2 separate regions of the Homo sapiens genome follow, and region 2 is linked to region 1. Evidence: read pairs that join two places in POLR2A ChIA-PET (ENCODE). Cell type or tissue: PC-9. All regions are shown on one strand.

Region 1 (4,000 bases):
TCCTTGTTCAAAAACGAGGGAAAAATGTGCTGGTAAAGGCACTGGAATATAAAGCTTTTTGTTTTTTTCCACTGTCTCTGTCTGTCATGGTGTTTATTATTTGTTATTTAACATCACATTCCCTCTGACTCCTGGATACTTGTGGTGTGAGAGGAGATACTACAGTCTCCTAGAGGTACCACCGTGCAACTTAGGGCACTGCCATGCCTATCTCCAGCTACCAGCCACACCTCTTGCCTTCCCACCAGCCCGGCATCCCGTTCCACAGTGTACAGATGAGCCCCCAAGGGTGATTCTGCACTGGGTACCTGAATCAGGGATGGGCGAGAGGCTTCGTGTCCACTGAATTGTCGCCAAATGCCCCATAGCATTGCCCGGGTTTGAGCGCATAGTAGGCATTCAATAAATACTGGCTTTCTTCCATAGAGCACGTAGAGCTGGAAGGTATCTAAGATCTTCACAAGCCCAAACTTCCCCCTGTAGAAAGTGGGAGTTGAGGCCCAAGGAGGTGAAATGAGTTGCAGATCTGGAGCTCCCGACTCCAGGTCGGTAATGCTGAGTTCTATTCTCTGCCTTTCTCAGGTGCTGGTTCTCTGGTGCTGGGAGTGAAAATAAAAATGGTGTACCACAGGCCATAGATGAGACACTTGAGCCTCCTACATAGACATTCCTGCAACACAACTATTCATCACTTGTTCAGCTAACACCCCTGCTGTGTTAGGACACGGAGCATCCAAACACGTGAGCGTGTGTCCTGCTCACAATCTATCAGTGAGAGAGAAAGGAACTCATAATGACTTCGGCTAGGCATTTATGATTTTACTTTTAGTTTTTCTGGCAGTCACGGAAGTGTTTCTATATTTATTATCATTACAACTCTACAGGGCAGGTTTTGCTAACCGGTTTTACAGTGGGAAACCTATAGCTTTAGAGATTTAGGCAAGGTACACGTAGAAAATGTCAGAGCTGGTGGGGTGGAGGGTGGAAGTCTGCCTGGTTCTGCCTCGAGGGCTTGTACCGGCTACATCCCGGCTTCCTCCCTGGAAGAGCCAGCAAGACTGGGATAGAAAAATGTTGTCTCCGGCTCGGCGCGGTAGCTCATGCCTGTAATCCCAGCGCTTTGGGAGGCCGAGGTGGGTGAATCACTTGAGATCAGGAGTTTGAGACTAGCCTGACCAACATGGCAAAACCCCATCTCTTCTAAAAATATAAAAATTAGCCAGGTGTGTTGGCGCATGCCTGTAATCCCAGCTACTCGGGAGGCTGAGGCAGGAGAATGGCTTGAGCTCAGGAGGCCGAGGTTGCAGTGAGCCAAGATTGCGCCATTGCACTCCAGCCTGGGCCACAAGAGCAAAACTCCATCTCAAAAAATAAAAAAGAAAGAAAAGAAAAATGTTGTCTCCGATGACTTGTTCCCAGGGAGGCAGCCCAGGAGGTCTGACTAAACTTGCTTCCCTCGGGCTTCCCCAGCACCCCAAGGGGCCGTCCTTCCTACCCCCAGCCCTGTGAGTCATCTTCATTGAGTTCCAAGAATCCCCGCGCAGCTGTGCAGCTGTACATTGCATGCTGACACTGAATGAGCAGTGACTGGACGCTGCCTTCCATGTGGGACACGAGCCTTCAATGCCTGATAAAGCCTGAAAGCCACAATCTGCCCTGGAAACCCAGCTCCACCCTGCTTCCACTACATCAGGAGGTGGTAGGTTCAAAACTGCATTCAGGGCTGATGAATGAAATACGTTATTAAAGATAATTCTTCCGAAAGCAGAGGTAATAATCCCAGCATTAACATTTCTAATTTAATTCAACCCTGATTAAACTTTTTCTTTCAGAAGGAGGAAATTGAAAGTGTGAAACACCAGTGGGAGGAAAAGGTTCCTGTAACAAATGTGGTTATCAATGGGAAAGAAGCTTTCTAGAGCTTATATACGGGGCCGAGTCATGCACACTTCATCATACTCACCAGGTGGGACTTGGAGAACAACCTATGTCTTATATAGTCAGCTGAACTCCAGCGTTCTTTCCAGAGAGGAATTTTAAGAGGTTAATTTTGATTTTAGTTATCATGTAACATTTCCCTTGGCCCTCCATGCTATGCTTGTCTTTGCTGGGAACCTCGCTGTTTCCTCTGTCCTTTGAAATCATAATTGTTTGGTTACCTCGTCTTCTTCCTCACTAGTCAGAGCCCCTCAAAGGCAGCGATAATGATGTAAGTACCTTTATATCCTCTAACTGAGAATAGTGCCTGGCATGGAGAAAAAACCCAATACATGTTTGACCAACCAATGACCGATGGGGCTGATCAACTTAAAAAGCTTTTGTGTTTTCATTTACCAACATCCCTATATGCTCCAAAACAACTTATTCATTTCTTGGTGTGAGAGCAAAATGCTTTAGCAAAGTACTTTGAGGGGAAGTGGAAATGGAGGTTAAGAAAAAAAGACCAACCCACTGGGAATAATAAAATGCAAACTTATATCTCCTGGATTTCAGAATGAAAGGTGGAGTTTCAGATCCCATTTCCCATATGAAATTCTTCGCTTGCTTTTTCTAATAGTCAGGCTAAAAAGGAACTTTTCACAAAGGAGGTATTTTTCTTCTTGGCCTGGAAAATCGATTCCAATGTTAATCTCGCTCCTTGGAATGTCCTCCCCCACCCTTTTCCACCTAGCAAAATACTCGTCTTTCACAGCCCAGCTCAGATGTCAGCTCTTCAAATAATAATAATCATTGCTAATATCTGTCATGCATTAACTCTAGGATAGGGGCTGTGCTAAGTGTTTTATAGAAATTATTTTACTTGCTGTTCACAAATCCCCATCAAATCAGGACTATGATTTATCATAAACTTACAGATGAGGAAGCTGAGGCCTGTAAGGTGGTGTAATTGCCCAAACTCGAGCTTGGATTTGAATGTGGGAACCTTAACTTCAGTTGTGCTTTAACCATGAGGACACTGCTCCCTCTGAAGCCTTCTGCAACTTTCTCTAGCCCTGCCCTTTGTGGAGATCCAGCACTGGCCCTGGCCGACACGTAATCCACACACTCTCAGGGGACCACCACAGCCTCTTTTCCCCCTGGCTCCAAGCTCAGCACTAGTGAACATACCTTAAGCACCAATGCCAGGTCGATCTTCTTTGCATGCTGAACTCCCCAGCCTTGAGGTTGCTGCCCTTATAGTTTCCTTTGCTCCATTCTCTGCTGGGCCTCTGCCCATCTGACATCGTACACATTCTGGTATTTACTTTTCTCAGCCTGGCTCTGCATCAAGAAAGCAGCCTCCTGTCTCGTGTTCTCTTCCTAACATAGCATCAAGGGTGGAACACACACATACTCAGCACTGCATTAAGAGCAGAGATGGGTGGACTTTACTTTTCCTCAATTCTTTGGAAGTCATATTCCAACACAGTATTTTCATGCATTCTGTCAAAACACTGATGTAGAACTGCAGGGAGTTAGAGCTCATGGTAGCATTCAAGGGTAATTCTTCTGCCCAACCCTAACTTTTCTGACAAATAATTGCTTATTAGTCCAGATAAGGGTTGAGGGTTCATTTTCCTTTTCTTAAACCACATTTTCTTCGTAAGAGACTCTTCTTCTAGATGGTCTCACAATAGATATATTTGAGATTCTCAGGAATAAATGCATCAGCACATTAATCGTATTTGACCAAAATGCTCCTCAGGACACCATCATGAGACATAGACAGGCAAAGCAAGAGAAAAGTCACCCTGGGCTCTGTTTTGCTGTCTCCATTGAAGACAAATATTAAGCATCCCTGAAATTCATGTCAAATTTTACCATATTGAGAAATAAATGGATAAAAGGGTACTCTTTTCAATAAATATAACCGTATAACTTGCACAATCACACGTACTTGAATTTTCCCATCTCAAATGCATTATATAAGCCGATCTTTTTTTCCTGTACATACTCATGCCACAGAAGACAACACAGAAGAACCATAAGACAGTGACAATGGTTAAGAAAACTGATACTT
Region 2 (4,000 bases), 340 kb before region 1:
GATGGCACTAGCACCAGCCAAGGGTGGAGTTTTCTGGTGTCTAACATCAAAGGGTGGAGCAGAGGAAGGGAAAACCCTCAGGGCACATTCTCCCTAGGTGGGCCAGGACCAGTTCCTGGGCTCTTATCAGGCAAAAAACAAACACAAACAAACAAACAAACAAACAAACAAAAACGCAGAGCAGCTTCTTTTGTTGATACCAGTGCACAGTCTTTTGAAAGGGCTGGTTTCTGTTTGGCCCTTAGGGAGGAAAGCGTAATGGTGGTTACTGAGGTGGGGTATGAGGAAGCCTGTCCTATCTCCCATTCCATCATGGCCTGGAACTCAGTTCTTAAGGTTTCTCTGGCATCTCCTTGTCCCAGAGGGGGTCCGTTCAGTCAGTTGCGAGCTTAGAATTTTATTTCTAGTTTATTTTCAGGAGTGGCGAAGGTTCTGGAAGAGCAGGTAGGACCAGGATATTGATGTGGCTAGTTTTAGAAGACAATCTGCCACACAAATGGAAAGAAACAAATCCTTGCAAATAGACATTTCATGCCCCCACCTAATGTGGATTTTGGGATGATGTCTCCTGATTGGTCCTTTGAGTTAAGTTCAAGAGGAAACTCTTCCTTGAGTATGTGTGAAGGATCCCAGCCAATAGTTGATGAGTTTTCCAGGGTGTAATTTCTAATGTCTGGGGCTGGGGAAGCTTTGATTGCAGCTTGAACTCTCACCAGCCATGTGACCCTGGGCTGGTTACTCCTCTTGTCTGGCCTCAGCTCCTCAGCCAAAAAAGGAGGAGCTAGACCAGGTGGTCTCGGAGGAATCTTTCTATTAGCTTGCTGCAAAAATAATTGCAGTTTTTGCCATTATTTTTAATAATTATAATAATGGCCAAAACTGCAGTTATTTTTGCACCAACGTACTGTTTTGGGTTCCATCTTTCCTGGTCAGGGACCTGCCCTCCCGAACCCAGAACTCCTCCAGTCCTCAAGTGACAGTTCCCTTGGATGGGACGGCCTGACTGAGACTGGGAGTTGTGTGGCACTTCAGGGTGTATGCGATGATAGCGTATCTGTGGAGACTTGGCCGTCCCCATGAGGTCTCCTGTCCTGGTGAAGGCAGTTCATTCTTTTCTTAACCATGTTTTCCCTTCAGGTTGACATAGAAATCAATGGGGAATCTGTGGATTTGCATATGAAATTGGGAGATAATGGAGAAGCATTTTTTGTTCAAGAAACAGATAATGATCAGGTAAGGAAGCCTGGGTGGTCAGGGTTACTTCCTAGTTTTGAGCTTTGAGTAATGGTTATCTGGAAACACGGCAGAAGTTTGTGCAAAGTAATACCGGCCGTGGCTGTGTGGACGATGGGGCAGAGAAAAGTGGGCGTTGATCTGTGTGGGGGATTTGAGCCAGACGGCCTAGGGGTGTGCTGAGTCCACACAGACTCAGCTCTCCTGGCTGGCTTCAGTTTGCTGACTGCTTCCCAGGAGACAGAGGGATGGACTTCACACATGGGCCTGGACCACTGTCAGAGGTGTATAGATTACATCGGTGTGTCAAATCTCAAATGCCCAATGTTCTTTTATTTAGTGAGTGGCTGAATTACTTTAAAAAATATTTTAAAAGCTTTATTGAGATATACATCACATATACACAATTTACCCATTTCAAGTGTACACGTAGTGGTTTTAGTATATTTACAGATAGGTGCAACTATCACCACAGTCAAATTTAGAACCTTTTCATCAACCCCAAAAGAAACACCATACCCTTTAGGTATCGCCTCCCCTATACTCCACCTTCCAACTGCTGAGCCCTAAGTTACCACTAACCTTCCTATCTCTATAGATTTCCTTATTCTGAACTTTTGAATGGAATTACAGTATCTGGTCTTTTGTGCCTGTTTTTTTTTGACTAATGTTTCAAGGTTCATCCAGGTTTTAGTATGTATCAATATTTTATTCCTTTTTATGGCCGAATAGTATTCCATTGTATCTATAGACCATGTCCATTCATCTGTTCTATTCATCATTACAAACAACTTGGGGCTGGGCATGGTGGCTCACGCCTGTAATCCCAGCACTTTGGGAGGTCGAGGTGGGCGGATCACGAGGTCAGGAGATAGAGACCATCCTGGCTAAGACGGTGAAACCCCATCCCTACTAAAAATACAAAAAATTAGCTGGGCGTGGTGGCGGGTGCCTGTAGTCCCAGCTACTCCGGAGACTGAGGCAGGAGAATGGCGTGAACCCGGGAGGCGGAGCTTGCAGTGAGCCGAGATCGCGCCACTGCACTCCAGCCTGGGTGTCAGAGCGAGGCTCTGTCTCAAAAAACAAAAAAAAAGAAACCAAAAAAACCCAAAAAAAACCAACTTGGGTTGTTTCCACCTTGTAGCCGTTGTAAACAACATGGCTGTGAACATTTGTATACAAGTTTTTGTGTGGACACGTGTGTTTGATTTTTCTTGGTTACATACCTAGGAATGGCATTGCTGGGCCATGTGGTAACTTTACATTTAACATTTGAGGAACTGCCAGACTGTGTTACAAAGCAGCTGTTCCATTTTATATTCCTGCCAGCAGTGCACAAAGAGTTGTGATTTGTCTACATCTTTGCCAATACTTTTCTGATTTTGTGATTCTAGTCATTCTAGTGGGTGTGAAGTGGTATCTCTTTATGGTTATGATTTGCATTTTCCTAATAACCAGCGGTATCTGACATCTTTTTATGTGCTTATTGGCCATTTCTGAATCTTTGGAGAAATGTCTATTCAGATCCTTTGCTAGTTTGTGTGTGTGTGTGTATGTGTGTGTTGTTTTTCTTTTTTACTGCTGCCTTGTATGCCTTCATTATATATTCTAGATACAAGTCCCTTATCGGGTATATGATTTGTAAATATTTTCTCCCATTGGGTGGGTTCTCTTTTCACTTTCTTGATGGTGTTCTTTGCAGCACAATAGTTTTTAGTTTTAATGAAGTCTAATTTTTTTTTTTAAAGTTTGTGTTTACCTTTTTAATGTATTCTGTTTTTTCTTTTGTTGTGCATGCTTTTGGTGTCATATGCATAAAGAGTCCTTTGCCAAATCCAAGGTCATGATTTATGGTTATGTTTTCTACTAAGACAGACCACTTCCTTAACTCTTTTGTTCACAGATGAAGCACCTTAAAGGGGTCTGATGTAGGGATTCCTGAATGAAATCGACTTGAACTAGTTCCTTTCCAGGAAGACAGCTATGATTAAAAAGGAACGGTTCTTTATAGCTCCAGGTTTTAAAGCAAGTGTCCATAATTGCAGCTTCGGGACAGAACAGTCCCAGGCACAGCCTCCATCCTGCCCGCCCAGAATGGTGGTGCCTGGGGAGGACCCAGCATCTCCCCTTCCATGTTCTGGAGCAACCCTGTTGATACTGGGGATCCCTGCATACCTGCTCTTCACTTCTCTTAGATGGGAAGACTCCAAAAATACTAATTGGTTCCTAATGGCCTTTGACAGAAACTCTTTGCACTGCATGTGGACACCTGCATTTTTAATTTCTATTTGTACCTGGCTTTAGATAGATTTTTGGCCATCGGAGCTGAGGAAGCATTTTGGGCCAGCGTGCAGCGGGACCTGTATGGGGGCTGCTTGCTGGTCTTGCTGGCCTGACAGGGTGCCTGTGGGTGGGGTGGGGCCTTGGAGGCCAGAGTATGTTCAGCTCCATACAGATGCCTCTTAGGACCCCTGGGATGCTGCTGGAAGCTGGAGAGCCCGTGTCCTTCAGCACTGCTTGGTACTGCATGTGCCTGTGGGGGTCTGCCTGGCTGCCCATTCCCTTCCAGCCCACGGACAGCAAAGGGCCCTTCTCTGCTCTTGATCTGAGAATCTGTGCTGCTTCTCTAGTTGCTCCAGTCCAGCAGCCGGGTGAGATGACCTCTCACTCCCTTCCAGCCTCAGCTGTGTGTCTCAGGTGTAGACATTCTATTTCAGCATGTCTGATGCTCTCCAAACCTATTTGAATGATCAGCAGCACACGTTTA

The links. Peaks named below come from ENCODE experiments on the same cell type or tissue, not always from the same donor. Only the 100,000 strongest peaks of a DNase experiment are listed, where the experiment ranks them.
Region 2: POLR2A ChIA-PET joins it to region 1 with 9 read pairs; 3 of 35 experiments call an interaction of 5 or more read pairs at or near these places.

The regions. Positions count from the first base shown.
Region 1 is chr2:12,104,986-12,108,985 of GRCh38, forward strand. All of the region lies in intron 2 of MIR3681HG (MIR3681 host gene), which reads left to right. LOC105373433 (a long non-coding RNA gene) reads right to left here. Exons shown (of 4, transcript XR_922808.2): 2 at 3,109-3,340; 3 at 309-599; 4 at 1-2. Among named protein-coding and RNA genes, the nearest start is that of MIR3681, 92 kb to the right of the region's middle. In PC-9, no CTCF peak of the experiment used is centred here; a DNase peak (open chromatin) is centred at 1,526.
Region 2 is chr2:11,766,626-11,770,625 of GRCh38, forward strand. It overlaps LPIN1 (lipin 1), which reads left to right. Exons shown (of 21, transcript NM_001349206.2): 3 at 1,138-1,233. MIR548S (microRNA 548s) reads left to right here and starts at 819; the gene lies at 819-900. In PC-9, no CTCF peak of the experiment used is centred here; no DNase peak of the experiment used is centred here.